Linked DNA regions of Homo sapiens: region 2 is linked to region 1. A link is a loop called in an ENCODE intact Hi-C map of the cell type or tissue named here. Cell type or tissue: PC-9. All regions are shown on one strand. Each heading gives the region's core, and the rest is flanking DNA. Links, peaks and the distances in the headings are about the cores only. Region 1 holds the start of SRSF7 (serine and arginine rich splicing factor 7). Region 2 overlaps RMDN2 (regulator of microtubule dynamics 2).

Region 1 (16,234 bases), core at 752-8,751:
AAGTTACTGGCCTTTAAATTAATGGTGTTTATAAAAGCAAGTAAAAAAGGCGGCCAGGCGCTGTGGCTCACATCTGTAATCCCAGCACTTTGGGAGGCCAAGGTGGGTGGATTGCCTGAGGTCAGGAGTTTGAGACCAGTCTGGCCAACCAGGTGAAACCTGGTTTGAGACCAGTCTGGCCAACCGTCTCTACTAATAATACAAAAAAATTAGCTGGGCGTGGTGGCATGCACCTGTAATCCCAGCTACTCAGGAGGCTGAGAGAGGGAAATTGCTTGAACCAGGGAAGTGGAGGTTGGAGTGAGCCGAGATCTCGCCACTGCACTCCAGCCTGGGCGACAGAGCGAGACTCTGTCTTAAAAAAAAAAAAGGCTACATTTGTCACACCATGCATCTGAGGGAAGCAAAAATTTAGAGAAACTCTTTTTGTGGCAGCAACCAATCTGTCCTTTTTCATGAAACACATAACTTTGCTTGAGAAGCCCTTCCATGTGCTTATAAGACATAGATTGTGACATGTGACAGCATGTCAGCATAATTGGGTGATTTTATGATAAAATCGCTGAAGGCCCCAGCAAGAAGTAAAATTTTAGAAGGTGCTGGACGCGGTGGCTCACGCCTGTAATCCCAGCAGTTTGGGAGGCCAAGGCGGGTGGATCACTAGGTCAGGAGTTCAAGACCAGCCTGGCCAAGATGGTGAAATCCCGTCTCTACTAAAAACACAAAAATTAGCCAGGCATGGTGGCAGGTGCCTGTAATCCCAGCTACTCAGGAGGCTGAGGCAGATAACTGCTTGAACCTGCGAAGCGGAGGTTGCAGTGAGCCTAGATTGCACCACTGCACTCCAGCCTGGGTTACAGAGCAAGACTGTCTCAAAAATAAAAAATTGTACAAGGTGAGATGTCATATTAAAATAATTACACAAACACTGCTGTGAAGACTAAGATGTCATGCTGTGGAGGTGGAACTGGAGAGTTTACGAAAAGTAGAACATGGAAAAAAATGCAGGACTACCAGCACAGGGCAGGAAGGAAGCTCAGCATGTGTCCTGGTCCCCGGCCAGTTCCCATTTTCACTCTTAACCATTTTAAGCAATTGGATCACCAGTTTTCAAGAGGCTGTTTGGACAGGAGTGCAATCCTTTCCCAATCAAGGCATTTCCTGCTTAACTCAGTTACGCAGATCATCATTAAAGTCTCGTGCTTTGGGCAGCACTTCCAGCTACAGTCAGGCAAGGACGTCAGCAAATCCTCTCCTTATTATAGTTCGAGCAATTAAAATGCTGAAAAAATTGGACGAAACATTTTTTTTGTTGTTTATAGAGATGGGGGGTCTTACTATGTTGCCCAGGTTGGTCTTGAATTCCTGCCCTCAAGCAATCCCCCCTCCAGCCTCAGCCTCCTAAGTACCTGCAACTATAAGCACGCACCACTACTCCCAGCTCAAAACAATTTTGGTGTTCTGGAAACAGACATAAAACCTTCCAGTCTGAGATATGTTGTCTGAAAAACTACTGAGCTTTGAGTAGGAATAGTGGGAGTCTGTAGTGTTCTTGCCTGGGGCTGTTCGTATCCCCCTCACTCCTCCAACTCAGTAATTGTGAAGGTTCTGCTGAGGCAAAACAGAACATGAGGACAAGCAAGCAGCTGTGGTTGAAAGAGGGTTTACTCCATTTGGAGGTGTGAGTGGCAGCCATACCCAAACCATCATCAATGGAAGTAACAATCCCAGTGCTGTGCAGGCAGGGAGGGCTTATGGCTCTACTGGCCTGAGGTTGCAGTCGTGGCTGCAAGCAGATTTTTGGCTGATCGGAGGCTGGGTACATGTGCAACAGAGATGAAGGGCTCAACAAAAAGTAAAACTTAAGATAGACTTGAAAGCAGCCTGAATATTAAAATTACTCACCTACCTACACAAAGATCCATCAGCAGAGGACAGAAGTCTGACTGGTTGAGGTGTCAGCACAAACTCTCCAGAAAGTGGCTGCCCCCTAAGCTGTGCAGACACAAGGCAACCCCCTAGAATTTTAAAATAAGCATAAGAAGCTGGGCATAGGGGTTCATGCCTGTAGTCCCAGCTACTCAGGAGGCTGAGACAGGAGGCTTGTTTGAGCCCAGGAGTTCAAGACTATAGTATACTATGATCCCACCTGTGAATAGCCAACTGCACTGCAGCCTGGACAACACAGGGAGACTGTCTTTTAAAAGATAAACACAAGAATGTTGAAAACAAAAACAAAAACAAAAAAACTGGAGATTATAAAAAGGAATCAAGTAGGCTGGGGCCAATGGCTCACGCCTGTAATCCCAGCACTCTGGGAGCCCGAGGCAGGCAGATCACCTGAGGCCAGAAGTTTGAGACCAGCCTGGCCAACATGGCAAAACCCAATCTGTACTAAAAATGCAAAAATTAGCTAGGTGTGGTGGTGCACACCTGTAATCCCAGCCACTTGGGAGGCTGAGCCAGGAGAATTGCTTGAACCTGGGAGGCGGAGGTTGCAGTAAGCTGAGATCATGCCACTGCACTCCATCCTGGGTGACAGAGTGAGACACTACCTCAAAAAAAAAAAAAAGGGAATCAAGTAGAAGTTTGTTGAAAACAGTATAATGATGCATAAGAAGTTAACTAGAGAGGCCAGGCACAATGGCTCACACCTGTAATCCCAGCACTTTGGGAGGCTGAGGTGGGCGGATCACTTGAGGACAGTAATTCAAGACCAGCCTGGTCAACCTGGTGAAACCCCATCTCTACTAATACTACAAAAATTAGCCAGGCATCACCATGTGCCTGTGCCTGTAATACTGGGAGGCTGAGGCACGAGAATCACTTGAACCCGGGAGGCAGAGGTTGCAGTGAGCCAACATCACGCCACTGCACTCCAGCCTGGGCAACACAGTGAAACTGTCTCAAAAAAAAACAAAACAAAACAAAAAAAAAGTTAACTAGAGAGAGTCAGAAGTAGATTTGAGACAGCAGAAGAAAGAGTAAGTGAACTTGAAGGTAGATTAATAGGAATTATTCAACCTGAAAAACAGAAAAGAGATTGAAGAAAACTGAACAGAACCTCAGAGACCTGTGAGAAAACAAGCACATGAGCGTATGAGTAATGGGAGTCCAAAGAGAGGGACAAAAAAAAATAATGGCAAAAAACTTCCAAATTTGATGAAAACCAATTATCTATAAATCTAAGAAGCTCAACAAACTTCAAGAATAGAGATTCCCATCTAGATACACCAAACTGTTGATACATTTAAACTGCTGAATGTCAAAAGCAAACAAAATTTGAAAGCAGCAGGAGAAAAATGACTCCTCGCTACAGGGGACCACCAGCACCAGTACAATTAACAGCTGACTTCTCATCTGGAACAATGGAGCCCAGAATGCCGTGGAATGACATGGTCAAAGTGCTTCAAAACCAGAGATTCAATTATCACCCAGAACTATCCTTCAAAAGCAAAGGTGAAATAAAGACTAGGGAATTCATTGCTAGCAAGCCTGCCTTATGAGAAATACTAGAGGAAGTCCTCCATACTGAAATTACACCAGAATCCATGGAAAGAAATAAAGAAGATCAGAAATAGTAAATATATGGATTAATAAGACATTGTATTTTTTCATTTATTCTCTTAAAAGACATAAGATTAGCCGGGCATGGTGGCTCACGCCTGTAATCCCAGCACTTTGGGAGGCTGAGGCAGGTGGATCACAAGGTCAAAAGATCAAGACCATCCTGGCCAACATGGTGAAACCCTGTCTCTACTAAAATTACAAAAATTAGCTGGGCATGGTGGCACGTGCCTGTAGTCCCAGCTACTCAGGAGGCTGAGGCAGGAGGACTGCTTGAACCCAGGAGGCAGAGGTTGCAGTGAACCAATATCATGCCACTGCACTCCAGCCTGGCAACAGAGTGAGACTCCGTCTCAAAAAAAAAAAAAAAAAAAAGACGTTAAGATTACACAAAGCAATACTTGTAACACAGTAGTATCAAGTTTAGAATACATAAATATAGCATAAAAGAGGGAAGAGTAAAAGGAAACAGCATTGGAGTGTAATTTCTATATTTTACCAGAGTATTAATCAGAACTAGATTGTGGTAAGATTCAACCACTAACTAAAAAATAGTTTTAAAAAATCAAGAGGAATTAAGTAACACACTTAATTTTTTATACTAAAAAAAATATTTAGGCCAGACATGGTGGCTCATGCCTATAATCCCACCACTTTGGGAGGTCGAGGCGGGTGGATCACCTGAGCTCAGGGGTTTGAAACCAGCCTGGCCAACGTGGTGAAACCCCATCTCTACTAAAAATACAAAATTAGCCGGGCGTGGTGGCTCACACCTGTAATCCCAGCACTTTGGGAGGCTGAGGTGGGTGGATCACCTGAGGTCGGGAATTTGAGACCAGCCTGATCAACATGGAGAAACCCCGTCTCTACTAAAAATACAAAATTAGCCAGGGGTGGTGACACATGCCTATAATCCTAACTACTCAAGAGGCTGAGGCAGGAAAATAGCTTGAACCCGGGAGGTGGAAGTTGCGGTGAGCGAAATCGCGCCACTGCACTCCAGGCTGAGCAACAAGAGCAAAACTCTGTCTCAAAAAAAAAAAAAAAAAATTCTGAATAGAATGTTAACTTTTTTTTAAAGATGATTATTTCTTTGAGCACAGCGACCTCTACTGGTACTAATATAAATTAAAATGCAGTTTCTGTTTTTTTCAGTTTCCTTTCCAGCATGGGATCATTTGGAGACAGAGAAACCTAGAGGACAATAGCAGAATCCTTTGATTCACATGTGAGTGCTGCTACTTCCTTATTATAGTAGAATAAACCAGGCCAATCTTCCAATAACTAACACCACTTCCAGAGCAGTGGTTTTCAATTCTGGTTGCGTATTAGAAGAACCAGGGGAGAAGCGAGGCACTGTGGCTCACACCTGTAATCCTAGCACTTACGGAGGCCAAGGCCGGTGGAATGCTTAAGCCCAGGAGTTTGAGACCCACCTAAGCAACATGGTGAAACCCCATCTTTAAGAAAAAAATACAAAAATTAGCTGGGTGTGGTGACATGTGCCTGTAGTCCCAGCTACTCAGGAGGCAGAGGCAGGAGGATCACCTGAGCCCAGGAAGTCAAGGCAGCGATCATGCCACTGCACTCCAGCCTGGGTGACAGATGCTGTCTCAGAAATCACCAGGTGAAATTTTTACATTAATACCCAGGCTTCACCCTCAGTGATTCTTTCATTTGAATGTCTTTAAGCACCCTGGGTGATTTTAGTCTGCAACTAGCAATCAGAACCACTACCCTAGAGTAAAAGCTTTCCCTAGTATGGTCTCATTCATCCATTTTACGGTAAGTCCGTAAATGCGTTTGGCTAGAATTTGCCCCCGAGCTTCACAAAGCACTTCAAGGAAAGAGTCCTGGATAAGTCAGGCTTCCCAGACCAAAAGTCTATCTTGGTAAGGCCCTGGCAACTCTACAAATAATCTTGGTACCCAAGATCTCCAGAGATAAAATTGTTTTGAAAGTTGTAAAGTTGAAGACACATATCTAAACCAGGGGCTGGCAAATATTGTCTGTAAAATGAAAAGGAGAGTAGATTTTACAGGCTTTGTTGGACTTTGTCACAACCACTCAACTCCACTACTGTTAGCACAAAAACAGTGACAGCCCATAAGCAAACAAGTCATAGCTGTTTCCATAAAACTTTATAAACACTACAATTTAAATTTCACACAACTTACATATGTCATAAAATGTTACAATTTTTATTCTTTTTCAACCACTTCAAAATGTAAAACAGCCGGGAATGGTGGCTCATGCCTGGAATCCCAGCACTTTGGGAGGCCAAAATGGGAGGATCACTTAAGCCCAGGAGTCCAAGAACAGCCTGGGCAACAAGGCGAGATCTCTACTAAAAATTAAAAAAAAAAATAGCCGACTGTGGTGGTGCAAGTCTGTAGTCCCAGCAACTCGGGAGACTGAGGTGGCAGAATCACTTGAGCCCAGGAGTTCAGAGGCTGCAGTAAGCTGATTGTACCATGGCACTCCAGCCTGTGTGACAGAGAACCTGCCTCAAAAAAAATATGCTGAGGCCAGGCGCGGTGGCTCACGCCTGTAATCCCAGCACTTTGGGAGGCCGAGGCAGACAGATCACCAAAGGTCAGGGTTCAAGGCCAGCCTGCCCAGCATGGCAAAACCCTGTCTCTACTAAAAGTACAAATTAGCAGGGCGTGGTGGCGGGCACCTGTAATCCAAGCTACTTGGGAGGCTGAGGCAGGAGAATCACTTGAACCCAGGAAGCAGAGGTTGCAGTGAGCCAAGATCACGCCACTGCACTCCAGCCTGGGCAACAGAGCGAGACTCCGTCTTAAAAAAAATCTATGCTGAAACACCATTTTTCAACTTGAGATTGGTAAAAATCAAGTTTGATAGCCCATCAGGTAGGAACTGATACAAAGAAACAGGTACTCCTATACACTGCCATGAAGGCAAACCAACAGTACCCAGCAAAAATTATAATGCACATACCCTTTGACTCAGCAATTTCCGAGGATGATCTAGGTAAGCATGTTCACCTATCAATGATGTACTGTACTGTACATCACCTGTCAATGACGTACAGTACAGTACATTCACTGCAACACTAATTTTTTTTTTTTGAGACAGAGTCTTTCTGTCGCCCAGGCTGGAGTACAGTGGCGCAATCTCAGCTCACTGCAACCTCTATTCAATCAGGTTCAAGTGATTCTCCCGCCTCAGACTCCCAAGTAGCTGGGGGATTACAGGCGCGAGCCACCGCACCAAGCAAAAAAATTTTAAAAATTAAAAATAAAAACTGACTGATTACTCATCAGTGCTAGGCTAGTTTAGAAGGAATGAGTCTGGAGCAGCACTTCCAATCAGTGACAATCAATTTGGCAATCCCAATCACAGAAAACAAGTGGGGGGATGCACCAAAGCTTATTTTGAAATGCATCTATCAGTAACGGGTGCCAAGTTGCACATGACCTAAGAGGTATTGGCCCAAACAGCCCTTTTCCCCACAAGGCTGGAATTTGTTTAAAACCATTTTTGCCCCTACCCCTCCTCCACACCTTTTTATCCTTTCTATACTCATTTCTAGGACGCTACTAGCTGCCCATCCTAAAGCTACAGGATTAATGCCTCCTACTTTTGGCTGAGAGCTCCCACTTCCAAAAATTAAGTATCAGGATTATTTGTTCAATCTCTGCAGATTTATTGTTGAGTAAACTTATCTTTAAATAATACAGAACAATTAAAGCTAACCAAGTGCAACAGATAAATAAGCCTGCCAGTTATACACATAACTTTATACCAACCATAATTCAGCCAGTCAAAATTCCAAAAACAATCCAAATAACTTCCAACATACTAGCGGTCAAACTACCGAATAAACTTGATGCAGACCAGTATTCCCAAGTTGCAATAGTATCCAATGACTTTGCTGAAATGCATAAAATGGACAAGCCTAGGTATCTGCGCAACCAGCAGGTTTTTTTTTTTTTGTACCAAGGCTAGAGAATGCCTGGTAAAAGCTTGACCAGAAAACTCTCAAAAGTAACTGTTACTGCCCTACTATTCTTAAGATACTTAAAATTTGAATAAAGAACCTACTGGCTATGTAACATTCTAAGGTCTACCAGATGCTACCAAAAAATATTAGCTACATGGAGTGTTGCTAAATATAGCTGAGATTTACAAAACCACTTTAGTCTCATTGACATTTCTGATTGACATCTTTAATTACTTTGCACCAGCCTGGCAAAATAGAAGAATGTTGTGGTTGGGAACTGCAAAACCTAGCTTGAAGATTAACAACAGGTCTTTGCTCAGAATAAGACAATCCATTTGAATAGATGAAGAGTATCTGGGCTGGAAAATTTTGCAAAGCTGGTTTACATGAAGGTGTTTTGTCCCAATTTCAGACAATTCCTCAAACATGCATTTTTTGGTATAAAACTGGTTAACTAATGTAGAAAGCAAAGAAACAAGACCATTGAGAGTAGAACTCCCCATATCTTGGGGAGTCCTAATTAACACTATGCCACCTAGTAGCCTGAAAGCTGCAATTAGTATAAAGATCATCCAGAAATGTTTCTATTTCTCATACATTTAATCAGTTTCGTTTAGTTCCTGTCATGCTCATTTAGACACATCAGTGGTCCTACTTGCTTCACCACTGATCATACAATACCTACTAACACCAACTTCAAACGGATTAGCTAACTTAAGGATCTGTCATGATGCATTCAGGCTGTATCATAAGGGACTCAGGTCATCTTACCCAGAGCTACAAGGGTAAGATGGAATTTTCAAAGTCCCTTAAGATCCTGGCCAAGTTTTATGCATAGAATAGTGATGTTCAAGACTTAACCAACACCTTTCAATTCTGAATGTAGGTATGTATGAATAAGGTTAACAATTATAATGTCTGACTCTCAAATATATCAAATTAAGAAGTGTTAATATTGAACACAAATCAAAAATCTAGTTAGAAACATTTTATTTAAATGTGCCAAATAAAAACCCACATTTTCAGACCATATGATGTTAATACATTCAACAAAATTTATATTATCTTACTGCTGTGAATTTACATAGTAATCCAGATCCATTTTGATTAGATGGTTGAATTATCTTTCCTAGGTTACACTTTACAGACATCACAAATCCCTTATAATAATGTAAACAAAATAACTTTTCCCTAAAGGGTGAACTTGAGAGCTTCAGTCCATTCTTTCAGGACTTGCACTTCTGCGAGGACTTCCTGATGGGGAACGACTAAAAAGAAAAACATTAGGTTTGGATCCAATTAGTGTCAATTGAAACTCTCATGTACATGTACTAACTTTCAATAACTTCAAAGGTGGCCTAAGGTACTAATTTCCTATAGCAAAGACCTAAAAATGACATGAAACTTACATATATTCATCTTTTGTCCCTGGCTTAAGATTAGGCTACCCTGGCCAGGCACGGTGGCTCACGCCTGTAACCCCAGCACTTTGGGAGAGGCCGAGGCAGGTGATCACCTAAGATCAGGAGTTTAAGACCAACCTCGCCAACATGGTGAAACTCCGTCTCTACTAGAAATACAAAAAATTAGCCAGGCTTGGCGGTGGGTGCCTGTAATCCCAACTGCTCAAGAGGCTGAGACAGGATAATTGCTTGAACCCGGGAATCGGAGGCTGCAGTGAGCCAAGATTGAGCCACTGCACTCCAAGCCTGGGGACAGAGCGAAAACTCCATCCCAGAAAAAAAAAAAAATTAGGCTATCCTCCTTGTCAAAATTGCAAGGTCAACCTGCAGTTAAATATGACAACTATTTGAAGTCTTCTGGTCATTAAGAAGCACTAGATAAATATGACAACTATTTGAAGTTTTCTGGTCATAAAGAAGCACTAGGCAGGTAACTATTTCCAAGACTTTTCTCCACACTTTGTATCTATTGTACATGTGGGGAAAAGGCATCTATCTTACCAAAATTTCTACCAAGTACTCACAGGACCAATCACATCTTAATAATCACCCTAACATTTTATGACTAAGTATTTCCAGCAAAAGTATAAACTAATGTTACTGAATCAAAAAAAAAAAGTATTTCAGAAACTTAGCATAGTATTTTAATCTATATAGCACCAATTCTCCAAAGAGCTCAAAGACTGCAAAGCAGTAAGCAAACAAATTCTGCAGAGGCCACACTTGACAGGCAAGATTTGGCAACAAAACATTTAGCTTACCTTCTTTTTGGAGATGGAGATCTGGACTTTGATCGGCTGTCAAAACATGAGAAATTCTATTAAAGAAAGAGTACTAACCAATCCCTTTCTTGTAGTCACCAATACCGTAAAACCCCCAAATGTCCTAAGCTTAAAATGTCAGACTGCACTTAAACTGAAAAACATCCTACCAGTTGTTGCTAACAAAAGCCAATCTTTCAACAACTGTTTTTCAAAAAATGACTCAATTACTACATCATGATTAATCTTTTACATTCTGCTTTAAGCACATCGATTTCAGGATGCTTCTCCATGCACCTATCAGTTCTAACAAGGGCCTCTTTAATATAATCCCCCAAGTCATAAGCTTCTTTCTCACTATAGTTTTACATTCCCTTGTTCAGGGAAAGTCAGCCAGTAATAAATAGGACATACACAAATAAGGTACTGTGTTCCCACTAAAACCTAAGTTTAGAGTTAACACTTAAAATTTCAACAATTAAAAACACTTTGAACTCTTTGGATATTGGTGCCATATAACTAGAAAAGCATAATCAAATTTTTACCCTACCTGCTTCTTGGTCGTGAAATAGACCTGGATCTTGATCTTGACCTCGACGGGGATCTTAATAAAAAAAGTGAAAAACACAATTATATCAATCAGTCCAAAGGAATTTCCTTAACTACTCAACACTGTATTAGGTTGGTCAGGCATAAAGAAGCTAAAACTAAACAAGATGCAACACTTGCCTTATTCTGTCTAACACACTGTCAAACAAAGTGTTACCAGACATAAGGAACCCCCATTTCAATTACTTGTTTCTATCACTCAATTGGTTAGTTTCTGTACAGGTATAACATTCTCAAACACTGTGTAATATCCAAGGGAAATACATGGTTTTCATTTGATGAGACTGGTATGAAGGAAGCAAAACTAACCTCACTTAAGGCACAGATCCCTCAGCTGGGCACTGTGGTACACAATGGCAGTCCCAGCTACTCAGGAGGCTAAGGCAGGATGAAAATAACCAGACCCCTGAACTGAGACTAATTCAGGTGATAAGGCCAGACGAAAAGAAAGCCGCCCCCCATTTGTAAGGCTTTATTCCTGGATCAAGTTATGTTTGAGAGCCATCAATCTGTCAGACAAACCAAATCAGACTGACATATCTATCTTTTAAATTTATCTAAAGAGATGGTTCATAGCTTTCTCAAATAGACCACAAGATTCAGAATTCCTGCATTTAAAGGTTTTGTGCTATTAAACAGCAATTTAACTCCCAGTAGCATTCCGTACCACGGTTTTATCGTTGGTACAGATAACAATATTGTTAATTACATGTTGCAATACTTATTTTACAATTTTTTCCATTCTATCTCCTTTTAAGGCCTTCTACAAATAGTAAAGCTCTGGTTCTTTAGTTTTTTCAGGTCTGAAACGGTCTAAAAAAAAAAATCCACATTCATTTCTGTGTACACACTACTGCCCTAGTCAACTTTCCAGTGTCTCAAATCAACCCCATCATTCCAAAAATGAGAAATGTTTCTACTTGCTTCTGATCTCTTTTCCTGGTGCTAATAGGCCTTTTTGTCGGGAAAATCAATTACCATCTTTCAGAGCTAGTATCATCCAATCTGAAGCCAGAAAAGTTTATAGCAACATGCCTACCCAGAGTGTTGAGTAGAACTGTATTGCTTGGGACCCTTGTCTACCACACGGCCTAACAAGCCTTAAAATCTCTAGTAGCCCTTTTCTTCATCTGTAAAACTAGGTTAATATTTATGTTACAAGTTACACATAAATTCCAAACTTTTACATCTCAAATATTCCCTGAAGCAATCCATTTGAATTATGTCCTTAAGACACTCTACTGATAAGATGTGAACAATCCAAACACAAGTAAGGAAAAAAAGTGTTACATACTGGAAATACCTCGATCCTTTTATAGAACCAGACCTAGATCTTCTGAGTGAAGCTGATCTTGATCTACGAAGAGAGATAGATCTTGATCGTCGAGGAGATGCTGACCTTGACCTAAAATAAAGAACTTTAAGTCCATCTCCACAGTTTTTTTTTTTTTTGGCCTGTTAAGACTTCAACTGGGGAACGGTGCAGTGGCTCATGCCCATAATCCCAGCACTGCGGGAGGATCGTTTGAGCCCAGGAGCTTGAGACCAGCCTGGGAAACAGTGCAAGACCATTTCTACAAAAATAAAAATTAGCTGGGTATGGTGGCAGTGCCTACAGTCCCAGCTACTCGGGAGGCTGAGGTAGGAGAACTGCTTAAACCCAAGAGATCATCAAGGCAGCAGTGAGTCGTGGTTATGCCCCTGTACTCCAGCCCGGGTGACAGAGCAAGACCCTGTCTCCAAAAAAAATAATGAGCTTTTTCTGTGTTGGACTACCAGTGAATTTAATAATAATACAGAAAGACTTCAGTTAAACAAGATCTCACCTTCGTCCCCTGCTCCTGCTGCGTGAGCGAGAGTATCGCCTTCCTCTGGATCGAGAATGTGATCTAGACCGTGACCTATTTTTCAAGTTAGAGAAAAAACAAAATGTCAGACAATAACTCGTTTTTAAGAGTTTGTGTGCCTCTGCTGAAATCAAATCTCAAAACTATTTAAATTTAGTGTCTCATTTGGAAATAAACTCTGGGCCTATTAGTTGTTGAGTATTTTTTTTTTTACTACCTAAAAAAAGATTTGTTAAAAGCTGAATTACAACTTAGCATTACATAATATAAAACACTGTAATGTGTATTTAAAATAAACCTTGCAAGTTTGCAGGTCGACCCTCTTTGGCCCATGGTCTAGTAGATCTAGACGATCTAGAAGTATCTATAGCCGATCGCTGCATCTAGATGTTTTCTTCAATCTAACGACGATCAAACTGACAGCCAAATGAGCCAGGTGAGGCTTGATTGACGCAAGAAGATTTTTCTAGTTGGGAATGTGGTCAATCTGGTGTTCCTCTTTCTAAACCGGAGGGGGGCCCCAATTGTAAGCCAAATTTACTGTTACGGCGATCACCGTCTCAAATTTTCTGCCCTTTAAAGAATAAGGTGAAGCTAGGTGTAGATGACTCGAGGGGATCTGGCCTCTTATGCTGATCACCTCAAGGTCTAGGAGGATCTTAATTGTCGGATTTGCAAGGCGCCTCAGCATGATATCATAAGGCTCGTGACATTCTGAATCAAGGCGACTGACTCAAACGAAGAAACCTGAAAGGTTTTGACCAGGTTGATTATTAATATAGTAACATTTTTTTAATTAAACAAAAATTGTAAAATACACCTGTACAATTAACATTCAAGTTTATAGAAAAACACTAGTTTCTGCCTTGCTAATAAAAGAATTACTTGATTAACTAGAATACCAACCATTCCTTTATTAAAATAAATACCTGCTTCTTCTTCGCCGGCTGTAACGATGACAATCATAAGCATAATGTCCCTTTTCGCCACACTCATAGCATCTATCATTTGGATCAAAGGGACGTCGGGCAGGTGGTCTATCAAAACGTGATCTCCGAGGCATGCCTGTCGATAGTTCAACCCTCACTCGGGAGCCACAAATCACCCTAATAAAAGCAAATTAACAAAATTCTAAAGTTAAAAATATATTCAGGACTTATAGATTTAAAAAGAACTCTTTCCAACCACTCACTCTTTCCAACCACTCCTTCCCCCCCAACAAACTTTGGCGGTCTTTACCAAGCCCTAACTCCATCTCCGCTATCTTCTTTAACCTTCGTGTGCCTTTAGCATTTAACACTATGACCAGCTATTTAAGGTCTCTTCCAGACTTCAGAATCCAAATTTAGCACTAAGTTCATTATCTAGCCACAGTATATTTTAATGAACAGAAGATTCATAACATCTTACTTACTTTCCATCCAGTCCTCGTACTGCATCTTCTGCATCTCTAGGATCTTCGAATTCCACAAAGGCAAATCCTGGAGGATTTCTCGCAATCCATACAGTTCTTAAAGGACCATAATAACTGAAAGCCCTTTCTAACTCTCCTTTGCCAGCGCCAGTTCCCAGGTTACCAACATACACCTTGGTTTCTGTTTAAAAACGCAAATAGAAGAATGCACGTTACGCAAAATCTGGCCCAAGTTTCAATTACTTATTTGCCTTAAAACGGGCCATCCTCAAGATTGGGTAAAGCACATTTAATGCCCTCTATCCAAGACAAAACTTAGTCGTAAAACTGGTGAAAGTCCGCAAATCCCTGAGAAACTAGACTTTTGACAAAATTCTTAACGTTCTAAATAATGCGGGGTGACCCTCCCGAACACAAGCAGAAACGCGTGGTAGGATACACCGAGGCGTGGGGCGGAACCTGGCCCGGCCCCACCCATGAGTCCCGGCAGCCCCGGGCGCACCGGGAGCGCGCGGGCCCGCAGCGGCAGCGGCGTCGGCGGCGGGAGGGCCTCGGTAGGGGCCGGGCCAGGAGAGCAGGGCTGCGCCGGCTCTCGTCCTCCGCGGCAAACGTCCCAGGCACAGGCTCGCCCAAGACTCCAGCTCCCCGCCCCAGAGCCATAAACCGCGCTGGAAATAACTAAAAAAAACCCAGCCGCCAGTCGCAGATTACGTCCCCATTCCCATTCCGCAATTTAACCGATTGTTTGACGAGAACATGCAGCTCACAGCTGCCAATTTCGTTCTATCTCAAACACAACCACGATCTTACAGCTGCGGCCAGATCTGTCCGCTGAAGTGGCGGGAAAGCGCTGAGGAAATGCGCCACCACGGTCCTCAATGTGCGCAAAATGGCAGCCGCCGCCGAGGGCGGGGGGGGAGGGGGGCCGGCGGGCAGCTCCGAGAAAGGCAACGCGAAAACCGTCATCTCAACCCTGCTTTAGGCTGGATTGGGCCACAAAAATGCCCAAGAGTACGGAACTCGGCAGAGATGTACACCCGCCATCCCGTCTCCCTTCAGCACCCCGCCTCCGCTGCCTCCGGCTTCGTCTGGCGTGCTCCTAAGCCGCCATTACGCACGCGGAATAACCGTCTCCCAACCTCCGCGACAACCCTACGGCCTCGCAGTGCTCACTACACCCACACCAACGTCCCTCACCGGACTCCAGCTTCTTACCTCCTCCGTACCGCCCGTAACGCGACATGATGACAGACCCGCGTGCTCGGCTCTTTAGCAAGCAGCGCCCAGGGCTCGAGTGACGCAAAAGCTGACACACACCTTCACCCGCCAAGAGTCCCGGCGGCACTACGAGGAAGAGCCCGGGTTCGCGTTTATATATGCGGCCGCTGCGCTTTGCGCATGCGTCATCTCGTTGTTCTGCGCGGCACAAAGGAGCTGGGCGGAAACAGCCAAGAAACGACGCGGAAGGAACTGAAGAGACTAACACGCGGGTCATGGGCGGAGGGATACGTTTCTATGGGAACGCCACGATCTCTCCAGTAAACCTGAGGCCTTCCCCATGCTGTCCCGCCCCCTCCTCTCCCCGTTTTCTACACCCTCCTTGTCTTCTTTCCCGTCTCCCTACCCTCTGCCTCCTTTCGTTTTTCCCCAGGCTAGGGACCCTCAGCCTTAACAATCTTAGTACGGATGCATTAGACCGGCCTATGAAAGGCTGTACAATTTAACCGCTGATGTTGCAGCCGTCGCGCCCTTCTGCTGGGGGACCTGGCCTAGTCAGCTACTCTGATCTTTGGGGCTCATCAGAGGTAATCGAAGGTTTGGCCATGGTGAAAAGTCCATGAACCCCGCCATTCTGAGTAGTGGTTTTTACACCATAGACCTTGACGCACCCTGGGACTGGTGGTAAAGCCTCCTGTCCTACACGCCCCCTCCAACTTCTTTTGAACCAGTCACCAGTTTGCACCACCACGGTCTGAGTTCTTGGAGTCTGAAAGACAAAGGAATAGAGCTGTGGGGTCCCGCTCCCCCCTCCCCCCTTTATATTGAAATTGTGACAAAACCCTGAATGTTTAAAGCATTTTGGCCAGTGACAATTTGGAAATTATTTGCATCTGAAGCTCAAAGTAACTGATTTGCTTTTCCTAATGCTTTCTGCTTTGTAACACGTGTGATCCACCAATACTCCGATCCTGAGGACTGGGACTCCTAAGTCATCTTTGTGTATCTCCACTCAGTGGAAATAGCAGCCTTGCTGCTCAGCCACTCAACAGTACCAAATAAATGCAAAACTTCTTTACATTAGAATTGCTCTAGACACCAACTACAAATAGAGAAAAAGTTCTTTTTTGCTAGAAACATAGACATTACATCGTAAATTCTTGGAATACACAAAAGTTGGAAATGTACATAAAAAAAGACATTTAGGTATTTGCATTTTTATCTTTTTCGTCTTTTGCAACTTCATTTGGTGAGTATAGGTGTGGAATGGAGAGTACAGGGAAAGCAGGCCTAGTTGGTGAATAAAGCATGGATTCTTTCCAGGTCATGCTATGATTTTATGCATATTTTTTACGTTGATTAAGTTATGGAGAGAATTAATCTCT
Region 2 (16,234 bases), core at 4,573-12,572, 760 kb before region 1:
AATTTTAAAAAAGTAAATGTAAAAGTTTATTAGACTCTAAGGTCATAAAAATGAGAACCAGAGCTATAATTACGCAGATTTACTTTTATTTGATTTTTTTTTTTTACTAATTTATATATTTAACAAATATTTTGAGACAGATATGGGTATTCAAAGCTATTTCTACCAATGGTCATTTGTTGATTTTGCAGTGTTTAGTGTTGGGTCTGAATAAGAAAAGCCTGTCCAGAGCTCTTACCACCACCACTAAAAAAAATAAAATAAAATAAAATAAAATTAAAAATTAAAAGTTTGCAGTGTCCCATGGAGAAATAAATCTCTATTTGTCTGAGGATTTAGCAACTCTAAACACATTGTCTAAAACTTGATAGCTCTCCAGGATTATATTTAGGTAATTTGAGTAAAAAAAGTGACTGCTCTTTTGAGTATATGCATTTTCAATTTACAGATATTAACTGAGATGCTCATTATATTGATAATAGATAACTTGGAAAGGAAAAGAAGAAAAGGATGCCACAGCTCAGGAAGAATTTCTAGATTTTGGTGCCTATCAAATCTCTTCTCTGCATAGATGGAGCTAGTGTCTGGATAATATTAATTGGTTTTAAGATCCAAATGTAACACTACATTAGGTCATATTTCTTAGCCATGAGTATTTGGATTAAAAATGTTTCACACGAAATATGCATATACATAGATTCAATAATCTATAAATACCAGTTTACCTGCCTAAGTTTTTAAAAAGTTGCAGTAGAAAACAAGAATAGAATAGACAAGTTACCAAGTTAATTTAACAGGCAACTCCATCTTTTCTTTTCAGTTTAGAGATGAAATAGAGTTTATGTGGCGATTTGCTCGTGCTTATGGAGACATGTATGAACTATCTACAAACACACAAGAAAAGAAACATTATGCTAATATTGGTAAGCATTTTGTAAAGATTATTCTCAAGTAGCAATTAAGATCTATAGTAAATCATGCAGCCGTAAAAAAGGATGAGTTCATGTCCTTTGCAGGGACATGGATGAAGCTGGAAACCATCATTCTCAGCAAACTAACACAAGAACAGAAAACCAAACACTGCATGTTCTCACTCATAAGTGGGAGTTGAACAATGAGAATACATGGACACAGGGAGGGGAACATCACACAACAGGGCCTGTCTTGGGGTGGGAGGCTAGGGGAGGGATAGCATTAGGAGAAATACCTAATGTAGATGTCGGGTTGATGGGTGCAGAAAACCACCGTGGCACGTGTATACCTATGACCTGCATGTTTTGCACATGTATGCAAGAACTTAAAGTGTAATAAAAAAAAAGATCTATAGTAAATCACTAGTGAATGTTAACTAAAGCTAAATTATCTTAGCTAAAACCAGTATGTTTAATCTATTTTAATATATTATGGTACAAAAAAATGTACACTCTCAGAACAGAAAGGCATTTTAGGGCTAAAGTATATGTTCTTCAGAAATATTTGAATATATTAGAATAGGTAACTGAAAAAAACTTAAATTTCATCTTTTAACTTTATAAAACTTAGACAAGAAATGTAGTGGCAGTGTTTGAGAAACAATAACAGGCAGAGGACAAGTGTCTTCAGCAGTTGTCAACCACAGTTAAAGTAACACATCTTACTTCCTGTAATGTAGAACTCTAGGGACTACGAAGAATAAACTCGCAGACTTTAATGTTTTTTCCAAATGTATCTTGATGAAACAAGATTAACCTTGTTAAAAACTCTGTTTGATAATTGTCTAAGCTGAATGATGATTACATGTTGGTTCATTATTCTGACATCTATACTTTTCTACAAGTTTTTGAAATTTTTCATCACAACAAGAACAACTAAATAGATAGAATATCAAACTGTTATTTTTATACCTCACCTTGACTCTTACTGGATGTCAAAATGTGTCCTTGCAAAAGCCCCTACCTGCCATCTCTCTGAATGTCAGCATAGTACTTTGACATCAAAATCTTTTGAATTCTTCATTTATTCCGAAGGCTTCTCATTTCCAGGCTTTTCTTCTAGAAAAGATAGCAAGAGGAAGACACAGCAAGAAAGATTTCTTCCCAGTCTAGTTCTCTGTAATTTTTATTTCCAAGTAGAAAGTTTTACCAAACTCCTTGTAATTATATTTTTCCACTTGGAGATTCATTTGCTGAATGACCTCTGTGCTTTCGTTTCCCCCAGTGGGAGGAGGATGAGAGGGCTTCCCCCTCTTGTTTGCATATTCATCATCAGCTTTGTGGAGTTTTTCTGTAGCATTCCAGTTTGCAGACCATATACAAAACAGAATTCTAGAGAAGAGATGTATTAATTTCAACATAAATAAAAACTTAACCAAGGAGAACAAGGGGATTTATTTTCATATCTACTGAGAAAATCCAAGTATATCTATGTAAAGTGTTCCAACATTCATCAATATTAAATACATTTTTTTCTTTTTTTTTTTAAATTTTTTTAGTATTTATTGATCATTCTTGGGTGTTTCTCGGAGAGGGGGATTTGGCAGGGTCACAGGACAATAGTGGAGGGAAGGTCAGCAGATAAACATGTGAACAAAGGTCTCTGGTTTTCCTAGGCAGAGGGCCCTGCCGCCTTCTGCAGTGTTTGTGTCCCTGGGTACTTCAGATTAGGGAGTGGTGATGACTCTGAACGAGCATGCTGCCTTCAAGCATCTGTTTAACAAAGCACATCTTGCACCGCCCTTAATCCATTTAACCCTTAGTGGACACAGCATATGTTTCAGAGAGCACAGGGTTGGGGGTAAGGTTATAGATTAACAGCATCCCAAGGCAGAAGAATTTTTTAGTACAGAACAAAATGGAGTCTCCTATGTCTACTTCTTTCTACACACAGTAACAATCTGATCTCTCTTTCTTTTCCCCACATTTCCCCCTTTTCTATTCGACAAAACCGCCATCGTCATCATGGCCCGTTCTCAACGAGCTGTTGGGTACACCTCCCAGACGGGGTGGTGGCCGGGCAGAGGGGCTCCTCACTTCCCAGACGGGTCGGCCGGGCAGAGGCGCCCCCACCTCCCAGACGGGGCGGCTGGCTGGGCGGGGGCTGCCCCCACCTCCCGGACGGGGCGGCTGCCGGGCGGAGACGCGCCTCACTTCCCGGATGGGGCGGCTGCCAGGCGGAGGGGCTCCTCAGTTCCCAGATGGGGCGGCTGCTGGGCGGAGGGGCTCCTCACTTCTCAGACCGGGCGGCCGCTCAGAGACCTCCTCACCTCCCAGACGGGGTGCCAGTGGGGCAGAGACACTCCTCAATTCCCAGACGGGGTCGCGGCCGGGTAGAGGCGCTCTTCACATCTCAGATGGGGCGGCGGGGCAGAGGCGCTCCCCACATCCCAGACGATGGGTGGCCGGGCAGAGACGCTCCTCACTTCCTAGATGGGATGATGGCCGGGAAGAGGCGCTCCTCAGTTCCCAGACTGGGCGGCCGGGCAGAGGGGCTCCTCACATCCCGGACGATGGGCGGCCAGGCAGAGACGCTCCTCACTTCCTAGATGGGGTGGCGGCCGGGCAGAGGCTGCAATCTCGACACTTTGGGAGGCCAAGGCAGGCGGCTGGGAGGTGGAGACTGTAGTGAGCCGAGATCACGCCACTGCACTCCAGCCTGGGCAACATTGAGCACTGAGTGAGTGAGACTCTGTCTGCAATCCCGACACCTCGGGAGGCCGAGGCTGGCAGATCACTCGCGATCAGGAGCTAGAGACCAGCCCGGCCAACACGGTGAAACCCCGTCTCCACCAAAAAATACGAAAACCAGTCAGGCGTGGTGATGCGTGCCTGCAATCGCAGGTACTTGGCAGGCTGAGGCAGGAGAATCAGGCAGGGAGGTTGCAGTGAGTCGAGATGGCGGCAGTACAGTCCAGCCTGGGCTCGGCATCAGAGGGAGACCGTGCAAAGGGGAGGGGGGAGAGGGAGGGGGAGGGAGAGGGAAAGGTAAATACATTTTTTTCATAAGTACCTGCCCTACCCTGGGTATTATGTACTAAGGTAGGAATAGGATAGCAAAATAGACATGTTTTCAGGCTACAGGGGAGCTTATGGCTTTGTAGGGGAGGCAGCACTAGTCAAATAATCATACATATACAAAAACGAATGGAAATAAGCTCTTATTAAAGAAGAGTACAGAGGCTGGATGTAGTGGCTCATGCCTGTAATCCCAGCACTTTGGGAGGCCAAGGCGGGCAGATAGCTTGAGCTCAGAAGCCCGAGACCAGCCTGGGCAACATAGGGAGACCTTGTCTCTACTAAAAATAACACGACTGAGGTGGGAGGATCGTTTGAGTCCAAGAGATCAAAGCCACAGTGAGCCATGATCTCACCACTGCACTGCAGAGTGGGTAACAGAGCAAGACCCTTTCTCAGATAGATAGATAGATAGATAGATAGATAGATAGATAGAGAACAGGCTGTTTGCGAGCATATGTAGCAGAAAGGAGAATATGATGGCAGAGGATGGAGGTTGATGCAGGGAAGTCTTTCTTATGGAAGTTACAGTTTGCCATAGGTAAAATCGCTCTGGATCTCTATTCTTAAATGGAATGGGAGTTTAACTGAGTTAATGTCTTAGATGGTGAAATTCGTAAAGAAATAGGTTGAAGGGAATTCAGGGGCTAAAATGAAGCATAGAATTGAAATAGGATATATCCAAAAGAGAAGAGTTTATAGTGCCAAAGAAAAAGGAGTAGAAAAAGCCTCCGATGTGTTCATTCAGATATTGAAATAAAAGTAAAAGAATTCCTTTAATTTATCCATTTAAGAAATATTTATTCAAAATTATTTTGTCAAGGAACAGTGTGAAAACGAAGGGTGGAGGGAAGGGGAGGAGGGAGAGAAGGAGAGGCATAAATAAGATGAAGGCTGCACAACACTACGGAACCTATTCTATGGAAAAGATAATAAAGGGACAGCCAATTATATTCAGTGTATAAGGAGTAAGTGCTTAGTAATGGTAATGACCAAGTATACTGGAACTGAGAGCAAGGCAGGGGCTCAGACCAGCCGTGGAAGAACGTTGGGGTTCAGCATGAGGGAGGAAGTGCAGAAGATTTCTTCTCATAATAGCATGTTTAAGGTTGTTATGCTTAGTACAGATTTGATCACTGGAGAGTACAAAATTCTTTGATAAAACTCAAAGTGAGTATATCATTATGCAGTATGTTTCTGAAGTATTATGATATGAATCTTTATTTAAAGAAACATTTTTCTAACTTTCCTAATTAAGTAATCGATATGAATGCATCATAAAGATCACAAAATACAGTTCTCTAAAGGAAATAGCTTTACTTTTATTCTGACTGCATAAGTGAGGCTATGAATCTAGTTTGTATACTACCCGGCGTCTTTTTATATTCTTGGAGTGATGGAATCACTTCTATTTCAGGCTTCTGGCAGTACGCTGAAAGTTTTATTCATTTGGTAATGTAGCTAAAAAATTGATTTAGTTTTTAATGTTTTTACATTAAAAAGCATGTTTTTAATCATTCATTTAAAATTGCTAATTTCTTTAATATTTGTTCACACTGCAGTTAATTATTATTAAAATGCTTCACTTTTTAATTGTTTCCAATTTATGTCGATTTCTACACAGAATATTTATCTTAATGGATAGAACTGTAGAATGCCACCTTAACAAATTAACAAATAGAACCGTGGTTTTAGAATAAAATATTTTTATTTATAAAGATTATCTCAACCACTTATTTAGAAAAGCATTTTGCATATCCTTGGATAGTCTCTTCAAGATAATAATAATGGATCAGGGAGAAAAGAAGTTATAAAACAAAAGGGCCCCTTTTGAGAAAGATTCTCAGAACACAGTTCTGTTTTATTTGCAGGTATTTAGATTTTCCAAGCCATAAACAAACCTCTATCCAAATTATTATTATTTTTGGTTTTTTTTTATTTGAGACAGAGTCTCGCTCTGTCCCCCAGGCTGGAGTGCAATGGCGCAATCTCAGCACGCTGCAACCTCTGCCTCCTGGGATCAAGTGATTCTCCTGCCTCAGCCTCCTGAGTAGCTGGGATTACAGGCATGCACCACCACGCCCAGCTAATTTTTGTGTTTTTAGTAGAGACAGGGTTTCGCCATGTTGGCCAGATTGGTCTCGAATTCCTGACCTCAGGTGATCCACCTGCCTCGGCCTCCCAAAGTGCTAGGATTACAGGTGTGAGCCACCAGGTCCAGCCCCAAATTAATTATTACATGGTTAAAAATTCCTCTAAAACTAAGTAAAATAATTTGGGGGAATTATTTATGTCACTGGCCCTGTTCATTATTGTGAATGATTAGGCAAGAACTTCTCAGGGAAGCCTTCCCTTACTCCTTCAGGCAGAGTTAGAGTTACCCACTCTGCTGTGCCCTCTTTTTCACCTTGGTCTTTTTTTTTTTCTTGCATGTAACTTACTTGTTTATATGCCTGCAGCATACTGAACGGTGAGCTCTTGGAGGTCAAGGACTCTGTCTTATTTTACATTTTATTCCCAGACACTCACACAGTATGGCACATAGTAGGTACTCAGTAAATGTTGTTTGAATGGAATACAGAAAATTTCTATTACGCTTTGTAAGCAGTAATTAAATGACGTTTCTTGCACTTGGTTAAGTTGCTTAGTCTAGTGGGTGTCAAACCTTAGCATACATCAGAATCATTGGAGGCTCATTAAACCACAGATTATTGGGCCCCAATCCCACAGTGTGTGATGGAGTAGATCTCCAATGTGGCTGAAAAGTTCTTAAACAAAGTTGCCATGTGATGCTGATGCTTCTGGTCTTGGGACCATACTTTGTGAACCATGAGTTAATTCAATAATCCACCTCCTACCAACTCACATGAAGGTATTAAGTGTAAGTACTTTTATCTTTCAGGAAAAACTTTAAGTGAAAGAGCTATTAATAGAGCACCCATGAATGGACATTGTCATCTGTGGTAAGTGTATAGGATTTATGCAGTCTTTTAAATTCTAACCTGCCTCTTTATAAATTAAATGGATTTTTCAAAATACTATTGACTCATACGTTTAATCTGTCAGTCACATTCACTGAAAAATATGTATAATAGCACAGTAACTGTTCTTATTCTGTTTATTCACATTTTTATTATGCAGCCTTGAAATATATTTAAGGGAAACTTTTATTGAAAAATTATTGAATGAATCTACCAAGTCTACTGGCTTTGAAGATGATACGTTATAATTAAATCTAGTTCAGTATAACATTTTGCTTGAACACAAATACTAAAATGATAGCATGTTTCTAAATGAAATGTAGAAAAGCACATCAACCATTTCTTATGCATTGATGCATCGTAATATACAAATTCCACAGATCAAGGAAAAGCCATTTATGATATTAAAAGTTCAAACAAAGAGAATTTAATTAGTTAGATTGGTATAGGTAAATATCCTTAGAGCAAAAAAAAAATCATTCTTAATTGTGTTTGGACCCTTTGTATGTTTATGTAAACATTATTTTATAAATATAAATTATAAATTATAAAACAATAAGGAATATATTGTTTTAAATTATTATTCTTCCTTTTTCTTGTAGTTGCATTTTTACATTTGTTTTCTTTTTCTCTTGGTTTCTTTTTCTCTCCAGCAATACAGGTGCCCCAGATAGTGGGAAGATACAATAATAAATGTATGACCCTTTCTTCAGCCCTAAGTTTCCAGAAATCCACCCTTCTTTGCGGTTACTTTATTTCCCATCCCTATGATGTAGGGGCACTCTTAGGCAAAATCTCTCTTAAAATGACTCCCTTTCCACAGGTCCACATTTGTCCCACAGAAGACTCATTTTTGCCCCACCAAAATCTGAAGTACAAACCATTTCCTCAAAGGAGACCTCTTTTTTCACTCTGCCACCAGCAGGGGGAGCTCCACTCACAAACTCTCACTTAAAATTCCCTGGGGAGGAATCCGGTAACATTTTATTTGTCCGAACTCAAAGGGACACATGCCAAAATATGAATAGACTTTTTGATGCTGCCCTCACATAGCTTTAGATGAGATGCAAGCCTAGCCCCTGCCCTCTGTCATGAGAGAGTGGAAGGCAGAACCCACAGCACCCTAACCCTGTAGAAATCCTCACTCCCAGTCTCTTCCTCCCTCTGGTGAATTATTTTCCTTATCTTACGTAGCCTGGAGAAGAGTGAAGGGCTAAATCTGGCAGAACCTGTGAATAATTTCTTAGTGTGTCGCGGATGGATAGTAGAGAATCTTGCTTTAGGGATTGGAGTACCTAATAGATAAAGTATTGTTTTGTACTCGGTGCCTCTGCCAAAATTCTAGGGAAAAAGGTAATTTTTCAGGTAACAATTTGGTACAGACTTAAGATCATTTCCCTAGAACAGAGGGTCTTGGCAATTATTTATGTTAGCCAGGTTTACCTAGATAATCTAATTTACATAATAACACTAGTAAATTAACATATATGTTAAAGTACTTCTGTTCCTACGTTTAGTAGTAACTGTAATGAATTTGTGGTGATCAAGCCCTACTCTCTCTCTTCATCGCGTTTGATAATGGAGGTATTTGGGAACTGGTTAGCCTAATTAGGATGCAGAAAGAACACCGAAGTCCTACTTTTAACTCTCAACTCCTCCTCCTCCTCCCCTACTCTTCCTGTCTCTTACCTCTGACTCCTCTGTTCCCTCCCCTCCTCTTCCTTCTCTTCTTTCTCTCCCTCGTCTATTGCTCTTCCTTTCCCATCCTCTGTCCTCTTCCTTCTCTCCCACATGCATCTGTACCCATGAAGAATCACATTAAAAATGTGCATTTGGTGTAAATCGTCAATTTGAGGTTATTTATCAGTGTGGGTTTCCAAATTTTCATAGAGGAGCAATGTTGAATTTGAATTTTCTCTGAGGGCTTCATTAAGTACCTTGAAATGTATCTTGTGAGCATAGATGATGCTGAACTCTGGGTTTCCCAGTCTGTCTTCCACTAATCTGGTTACATCTCCTTTGTTCATCTTCTTTTACTTTTTGTTGAGAACTAAATGCCTTGTCTTGTTTATAATCATAGCATTTAACCCCAGTATTAAATCTTATCAAAACACAGAGTAGTGATTCAATTGTGTTTCACCTAATTTCTTATTCAGTATCAGTTTTGAATTAAAAAAATAAAATTAATCAGTTGATTAAGATTTGAGAAATTTAAATGTCAATTTAATCTTAATTCTTATACTATATCCCACTGAATGCAAAAGTCCTCCTTAAATTAAATAGTAGATGTTTGAGGGGATGAAAAAAGAAATTTAAACTTTGACTTGAGAAGCAATGGGTGAAATTTAGGTGGCCTGATTTTATAATTAATTATAATAAAATGTTCAAATCTTATTCTGCTGGACTCTCTTTAATTATGTTAAAACTGAATTAAGGCTGAATTTATTAGTATGATAATAAGACATATTCTCATTCATTCAGCATGAATGACAAACTATAGCCTGCAGATGAATTTGACTGCCTGTTTTTGTAAATAAAGTTTTATTGGATCACAGCCACACACAGGCATTTTTGCACAGCAGCAGAGTAGTTGCAAAAGACTGGCCCCAAAGTCTAAAATGTTTACTATCTGGCCCTACTGCAAGAGTTTGCAGACCCATCGTTTACAGTATTATATGATGGTTTACAAACCTTCAGTTTGAAACAAAAGATGTAATCTTTAAGAATAAATTTCAAAAAGGGTTAGTATGATTTGGGAATGATTGAAAAATACAGATCATTCTAATGACTTAGTTTTATCTCTATCTTTTCTAAAATGAAATGACTTTGTAACTTTAAGGCTGTATATGCTTTCTATAAGATTCAGTTGTTTTTGTTCTACTGACAAAAAATATTTAATACTCCTGGAATCAAGAGAATGAGAATAAAGTGACCAATGGATTTGCAGTTTGTTGGCCAAATAAGCCAGACCTTAATTATAAGTAATGTCTTACATATTGGTTGTGCTCTACCCTTTGCAAATTATATCCACATGTCTTAGAACATGTGATTTACAGAGCAGCTTGTTTTCACTTTATAGATGGGGTAAGCAAGGTACTGTGTGTATGTGTGCATGCACGCATGAATGTGTGTATTGATTAGTAATCAGAGCAATACAACAAGTGGAAAAACAGAAACTAGAACCCAGTTTTGTATTCTTATATGCCTAGTCATTTTTCTGTTAACAGTATGCTGCCTCTGCTTTTTCATAGTATAAACAGCATTGGTGCTGAATGAGAAATACTGCAGGGAAATTAATGGAGTTGTTTTAGTAGTTGTTGAAACAGTATGATAGTCAATGATTAAGGATATATTCACTATCAATGCAAAGAAAAATACAGTGTTCTTGTCAAAACATATGTAGTTAGAATGACCTCTAGATGGAGGTAATATACCATGTTGTGAATTAACTTTTTTCAGAATTTCCATCAGCCTGAGTATTTGAGAAAAAAAAATAAAATTAAGTATTTTAAATGAACAGTATTAAAAAATCAGATACACACACAAACATAGGTAGAATGGATTGAAAGAAAAGAAGTAATGACCCTTTGGGAGAAAGTGACCAGGTAGCTTTGAATTTATGATACATAAAATGATAGATAATATTTTAAACTTTAAAGAAGCAGATTCCAAAAAAATATGAAAAATGTAACTCTAGGGGCAGATTATTTAAAAGGGAAAATGTACATATTTCATATTATGGTATTTATAAATCATGGGGTTTTTTTTCCCTTGACTCAGAGTAACTTGGAGAGAATATGTTGAGAGAGCAAAATAAAAGCCTAGAGATATCCATAAGTAGTTCTGATTTGCAGAAAATAGCAGAAGATAGATTCTACCACTATAGACCAGTGAACATAGCATCTATGCTTTTCATTCCAGCACGGTTAGATGGGTTGTTTTGTGCATCTCTAGATAAGTGTGTACGCTGAAAGAGAACCAAGACAGATTTTTCTAAAAAGGTGAAATGATCTGTTTTTTATTTATTTATTTATTTATTTTGCTAGTAGAGTAGGGAAATCAATCCAGTATACCTGGATTGAAGTAAAGCACTGAGGCAAGTTCACTCATAACATTTTTTGGACAAGATGTAGAAATGTGGTCAAGCTTTGAGTCAGCTAACCCATGCTGACTAAACGGTTTGAGGCTCAGTTATGCAACAGATCACTGTCAATCTGGGGGTGATTCTAGGGCCAGGTCTGTATCTTGGTCCCCAGTGTGTTCAGTAATTTTGTTGGTGGGTGAAGATATAGAAAGTATGCTTGTAAAAGTTACAGAGAACACAAAATTAGAAGTAACAGGGTATATGATGGATCACAACAGTAACTCAAAAGATTTTAACATGTTGAAAAAGATACCTAACAAGTTATGAATTAATAGAAGTAAATATGAAAGGAAGGATGGAGAGAAAGATGTCAAAAATGACTAAGGATAATAGGGAAATATGATAGAAATTTGAATAAAATATAGATTTTAGTTAATAGTGTATTAATATTGGTTCATTGTGACAATTTTGTATCAATATTGTATATCAATATTGGTACAGTTTTGACAAATGTACTGTAGTAATGTAAGATGTTAACAATAGGGAAAACTAGGTGTGGCATGTAAGGGAATTGTCTGTACTATGAGAATTTTTTTGTAAATTCAAAGCTGTTCTAAAAGTATATTTAAATAGAAAGTGGCCTAAAGTTTTAAGTCCAAATAATTTGGAAAATGATAATGCCCATGACAAAAATAGAGAGTTTGGGGAGGTAGTCATATTGAATTTGGAAGGATTAGAATTGTTCCCCAAACTGGAACTCGTTGAGAGGAAACATTGAACAGAATGGCAGAGGCCATTTCAAAATAACATGGTGAGTAGATAATTTGAATAGGCCTACTTCTATTGAAAAAATGGAATAAATAATTTATAATTTTCCAAAACAGAAAGCATCAGGACCAGACGGGGTCATTGGTAAATTCTACCAAATACTTAAGGAGAAAATTATACCAATTACATAAGATAGAAGTAGAGGGTACACTTCCTAACTCATTGTTTGAGTGTAGCATTACCCTAATACCAACATCAGACACTGGAAGGAAACTGTAGTAGGCCATTATCTCTCATGAATATAGAAGCAAAAATCTTCAATAAAATATTAGCAGATTGAATCTGACAATGTGTAAAAAGAATTATATAACCAAGTGAGATTTATTCCTGGTCTGCAAGACCAGTTCAACATTTGAAAATCAATTACTATAATCCACCACATTAACACACCAAAGCAGAAAAAAATTACATGATTATTTTAACAGACACAGAAAAAGCATTTGACAAAATCTAACACTCATTGATAGTGCAAAGAAAGAAACTCTCAGCAAACTAGCAAACTCTCAGCAAACTTTATCAAGTTGAGGAAAATTTTATCAATTTTCCTCAACTTGATAAAGAACATTTACAGGAAACATACAGCTAACATTATACTTAATGGTGAGAAACTTGCTTTCCCACCATTGAGAAACTAAGATCAGGAGCAAGGTAAGGATGTTCCCTCTTACCACTGCTTTTTAACATTATACTGAAAGTTCTAGCTAATGCCATATAACAAGAAAAGAAAATAAAAGGTATGCAGATTGGGAGGGAAGAAATAAAATTGTTTGCAAAGACAATGATATGATTGTCTTTGTAAAAAATCTAAAAAAAAAATCTCTTGGGATTAAGCAATTATAGCAAGGTTGCTAGATACAAGGTTAAGGTACAAAAGTCAATCAGTTTCCTCTATACCAGCAATGAAGAAGTGGAGTTTGAAATTAAAAACATAACACTATTTACATTAGCACCAAAAATATTGAAATACATAGATGAAAATGAACAAAGTATGTACAAGATCTCTATGAGAAACGCTTAACAAATATTCAACAGGCGAATGAATAAAACTATGGTATATCCATTCAATGAAAAATTACTCAGGGCTAAACAGAAATGAGCTATCAAGGCCATGAAAAGATGTGGAGGAACCTTAAATACATATTACTAAGTAAAAGAAGGCAATCTGAAAAGGCAATATACTATATGGTTCCAACTATATGACATTCTGGGAAAGACCAAACTATGGAGACAGTAAAAGGATCAGTGGTTGCCAGGGGTTGCGGGGAGGGAGGGATGAATAAGCAGAACACAGAGGATTTTTATAGGAAGTAAAACTTTTATGTAACACATTACAACAGTATACACATGTCATTATACATTTGTCAAAACCCATAGAATATTAAACACCAAGTACAAACCATATTGTAAACTACGGACTTTGGATGTTACTGATGTGTCAGTGTAGTTTCATCAGTTTTAACAAATGTACCACTGTGAAGTGGGATGTTAATAGTGGGGGAAGTTGGCCAGGCACAGTGGCTCTTGCCTGTAATCCCAGCGCTTTGGGAGGTCGAGGTGGGCAGATCACCTGAGGTCAGGAGTTCGAGACCAGTCTGGCCAACATGGTGAAATCCCATCTCTACTAAAAATACAAAAATTAGCCAGGCATGGTGGCACATGCCTGTAGTCCCAGCTACTCAGGAAGCTGAAGCATGAGAATTGCTTGAACCTGGGAGGCAGAGGTTGCAGTGAGCCAAGATTGCACCACTGCACTCCAGACTGGGCGATAGAGCATGTCTTCATCTCTAAATAAATAAATAATAGTGGGGGCTATAATGTAGGGGCTAGGATAGGAGATATATGGGAATCCTCCATACTTTCTGCTCAGTTTTGCTGAGAACCTAAAAGTGCTCCAAAACATAGTTTATTAATTTTTTAAATAAAAGAACATAGGCCTGAGGCAACAATAAGTTTTTATAAAGCAGTTTGAGAGTCATTTTCTGTTAATCTGCTTTTCTTGAATTTGAAATCTCTGGAAAGATTTATTGTGGATCTAGAGAGGTACATGAAATTCAGTCTGATTTTAGAACTCGTGAGTAGTAGTGTATCCTAATCTAGTTAAGTTCTGAGGTTGTTTTTAGTACGTTGATATGGTCCTCCTCCTTGCTTTTACTATAGCAGATTCTGTTGATTATACAGAAACTGAAAACAGAGATCAAAAAGGTCATAACTGAAAAGTGGCCATTTTATTGGTTGTCCATATGTGGTATGAATTAAGTTATCGTTTGTGTCTAGGAATGGTCTTACTGTTCCAAATTAAAATTATTCACTGTTTTTTTGTACTTGGAAGTTATGGATATTCATAGAAATGGCTGAGATAAATAACATCCAAAGTTACATTTTTCATCTTAGTTACTATGACAATGCAAGTAAAAATTAACACCTACTCGAAATATTTAAGTAAATGGATATTTTACCTTAGACAAAAACACTCTGAAATACTTCAAAGATTTTTGTACAGGTAGAAACACTCTGAATGTGAAAAGCAACATATCTTCAATTTTTCCAGTAAATAAGCAAATTGCTGAACAAATATTGCATGCAACTTAAAGTCAAATAACTATTTGTATAAATTTTTGTATTCTCAGTGGAAACAAATAAATGACCCATGGGATGCACTATTCTAGCAATGAAGTGTTTCCAGGAAGGGTTGAAGGAGAAGGGGAAATTTTTTGAAAAAGCATACTCTAAAATTACCTTTGATTTTGTTTTAATCGTGGTATTTATTTGCATATTTATTGGTATTAAAGGAGCTCATGAAATTGTAAGTTTTTTAAAGGAGGGAATGAATTTTTTAAGTTGACTTTAACAGTATTTTTAATGTTATAAATCTGTTGACAATATTTTTTCTAATTTAATGCTTAATGTGATTAGACTTTTTCTGAGAGTTTCTTCATGACTTTAATATTGATGATGATGATAGCGGCAGGTAACATTTATTGAAAGTCCTTATGTCCTGGTCACTGTTCTAATCACACTACCTGTTTTGGCTTATTTTACCCTCACAGTATACATGTAAATATTGTTAGTATCCCCAGTTATAGATGAGAAAACTGGCCTCATGTTAATGTCAAGTATTTATTATTGTTAGGGCCCTTATATTTATATGAATACTCCTGTTAAATATGAATGAATGCTTTAGAGTTTCTTTTAATGTTATGTTTTGGTGGCATTTTGTTAAAAATTTACACAGTGGCCACTGTTTTTGTCTGTTTTTGTCCTTTTCAGGTATGCAGTTTTGTGTGGCTATGTATCTGAGTTTGAGGGTTTACAAAACAAAATCAACTATGGGCACCTCTTCAAGGTATTTCTTTTTTTTTTTTCATATTTCTTTTCAGATCCAGACATATGGAAGGGTATTTATTAATAATAAAAATGTTTTAATGTAGCCATATGTTCCATCAATGGGTATAAACCAGATTATTCAACAGATTAAGCTCTGGGAATTTGCTTTTTTGTTTAAATGTTAGAAAATGAAATTATACTCTTTAAATAGTACTGTGACAAAAAGAATTAAATTATTTGGGTGATTAAAGATTATTATTAGTTGGCCGGGCACAGAGGCTCACGCCTGTAATCCCAGCACTTTGGGAGGCCAAGGTGGGTGGATCACGAGGTCAGGAGATTGAGACCATCCTGGCGAACACTGTGAAGCCCCATCTCTACTAAAAATACACACACACAAAAATTAGTGGTGGCGGGCGCCTATAGTCCCAGCTACTCAGGAGGCTGAGGCAGGAGAATGGCATGAACCTGGGGGGCGGAGCTTGCAGTGAGCCAGGGTCACGCCACTGCACTCCAGCCTGGGTGACAGAGTGAGACTCCGTCTGAAAAAAAAAAAAAAAAAAAATTATTATTAGTCCAGATTCTGAAAGAAGTCACGGAGTAGATGAGTATCACTTTTTCAAAGATTAAGAATTAGCCGGCCGGGTGTGGTGGCTCACACCTGTAATCACAGCACTTTGGGAGGCTGAAGCGGGCAGATTGCTTGAGGCCAGGAGTTCGAGACCAGCCTGGCCAACATGGTGAAACCCCATCTCTACTAAAAATACAAAAATTAGCCAGGCATGGTGGCGGGCGCCTGTAATCCCAGCTACTTGGGAGGCTGAAGCAGGAGAATCGCTTGAACCAGGGAGGCGGAGGTTGCAGTGAGCCATGATCATGCCACTGCACTCGAGCCTGGGCAATAGAATGAGACTCCATCTCAAAAAAAAAAAAAAAAAAAAAAAAAGGCCTTTTGGTCATAAGCTCAATAACATCTTAAGTGTGACCAGCACTAAGTAGTTAACAATCTCTGCATATTGATTTGGTGG

The links. Hi-C counts contacts between places; a loop is a spot of excess contacts. Peaks named below come from ENCODE experiments on the same cell type or tissue, not always from the same donor. Only the 100,000 strongest peaks of a DNase experiment are listed, where the experiment ranks them.
Region 2: it touches region 1 in a loop (9-fold over the local background); 2 of 110 quality-filtered maps call a loop at or near these places.

What each region holds. Positions count from the first base shown.
Region 1 is chr2:38,736,383-38,752,616 of GRCh38, forward strand. SRSF7 (serine and arginine rich splicing factor 7) reads right to left here and starts at 14,979. Exons shown (of 8, transcript NM_001031684.3): 1 at 14,847-14,979; 2 at 13,632-13,812; 3 at 13,147-13,323; 4 at 12,197-12,271; 5 at 11,665-11,775; 6 at 10,312-10,365; 7 at 9,762-9,797; 8 at 7,217-8,805. The coding sequence starts at 14,874. The coding sequence ends at 8,751. RefSeq lists silencers at 4,456-4,628, 14,064-14,253, 14,464-14,563 and an enhancer at 15,424-15,483. In PC-9, for the core only: a CTCF peak has its summit at 4,692 (motif pointing left); a DNase peak (open chromatin) is centred at 4,749; H3K27ac peaks cover 2,535 bases.
Region 2 is chr2:37,974,392-37,990,625 of GRCh38, forward strand. RMDN2 (regulator of microtubule dynamics 2) reads left to right here. Exons shown (of 11, transcript NM_001170791.3): 4 at 821-923; 5 at 6,892-6,952; 6 at 15,150-15,225. The region is part of intron 2 of RMDN2-AS1 (RMDN2 antisense RNA 1); the gene reads right to left. Among named protein-coding and RNA genes, the nearest start is that of RMDN2-AS1, 54 kb to the right of the region's middle. RefSeq lists a silencer at 5,980-6,343. In PC-9, for the core only: CTCF peaks have their summits at 7,916 (motif pointing right), 8,115, 10,391 (motif pointing right) and 10,591; DNase peaks (open chromatin) are centred at 7,910, 10,420 and 11,130.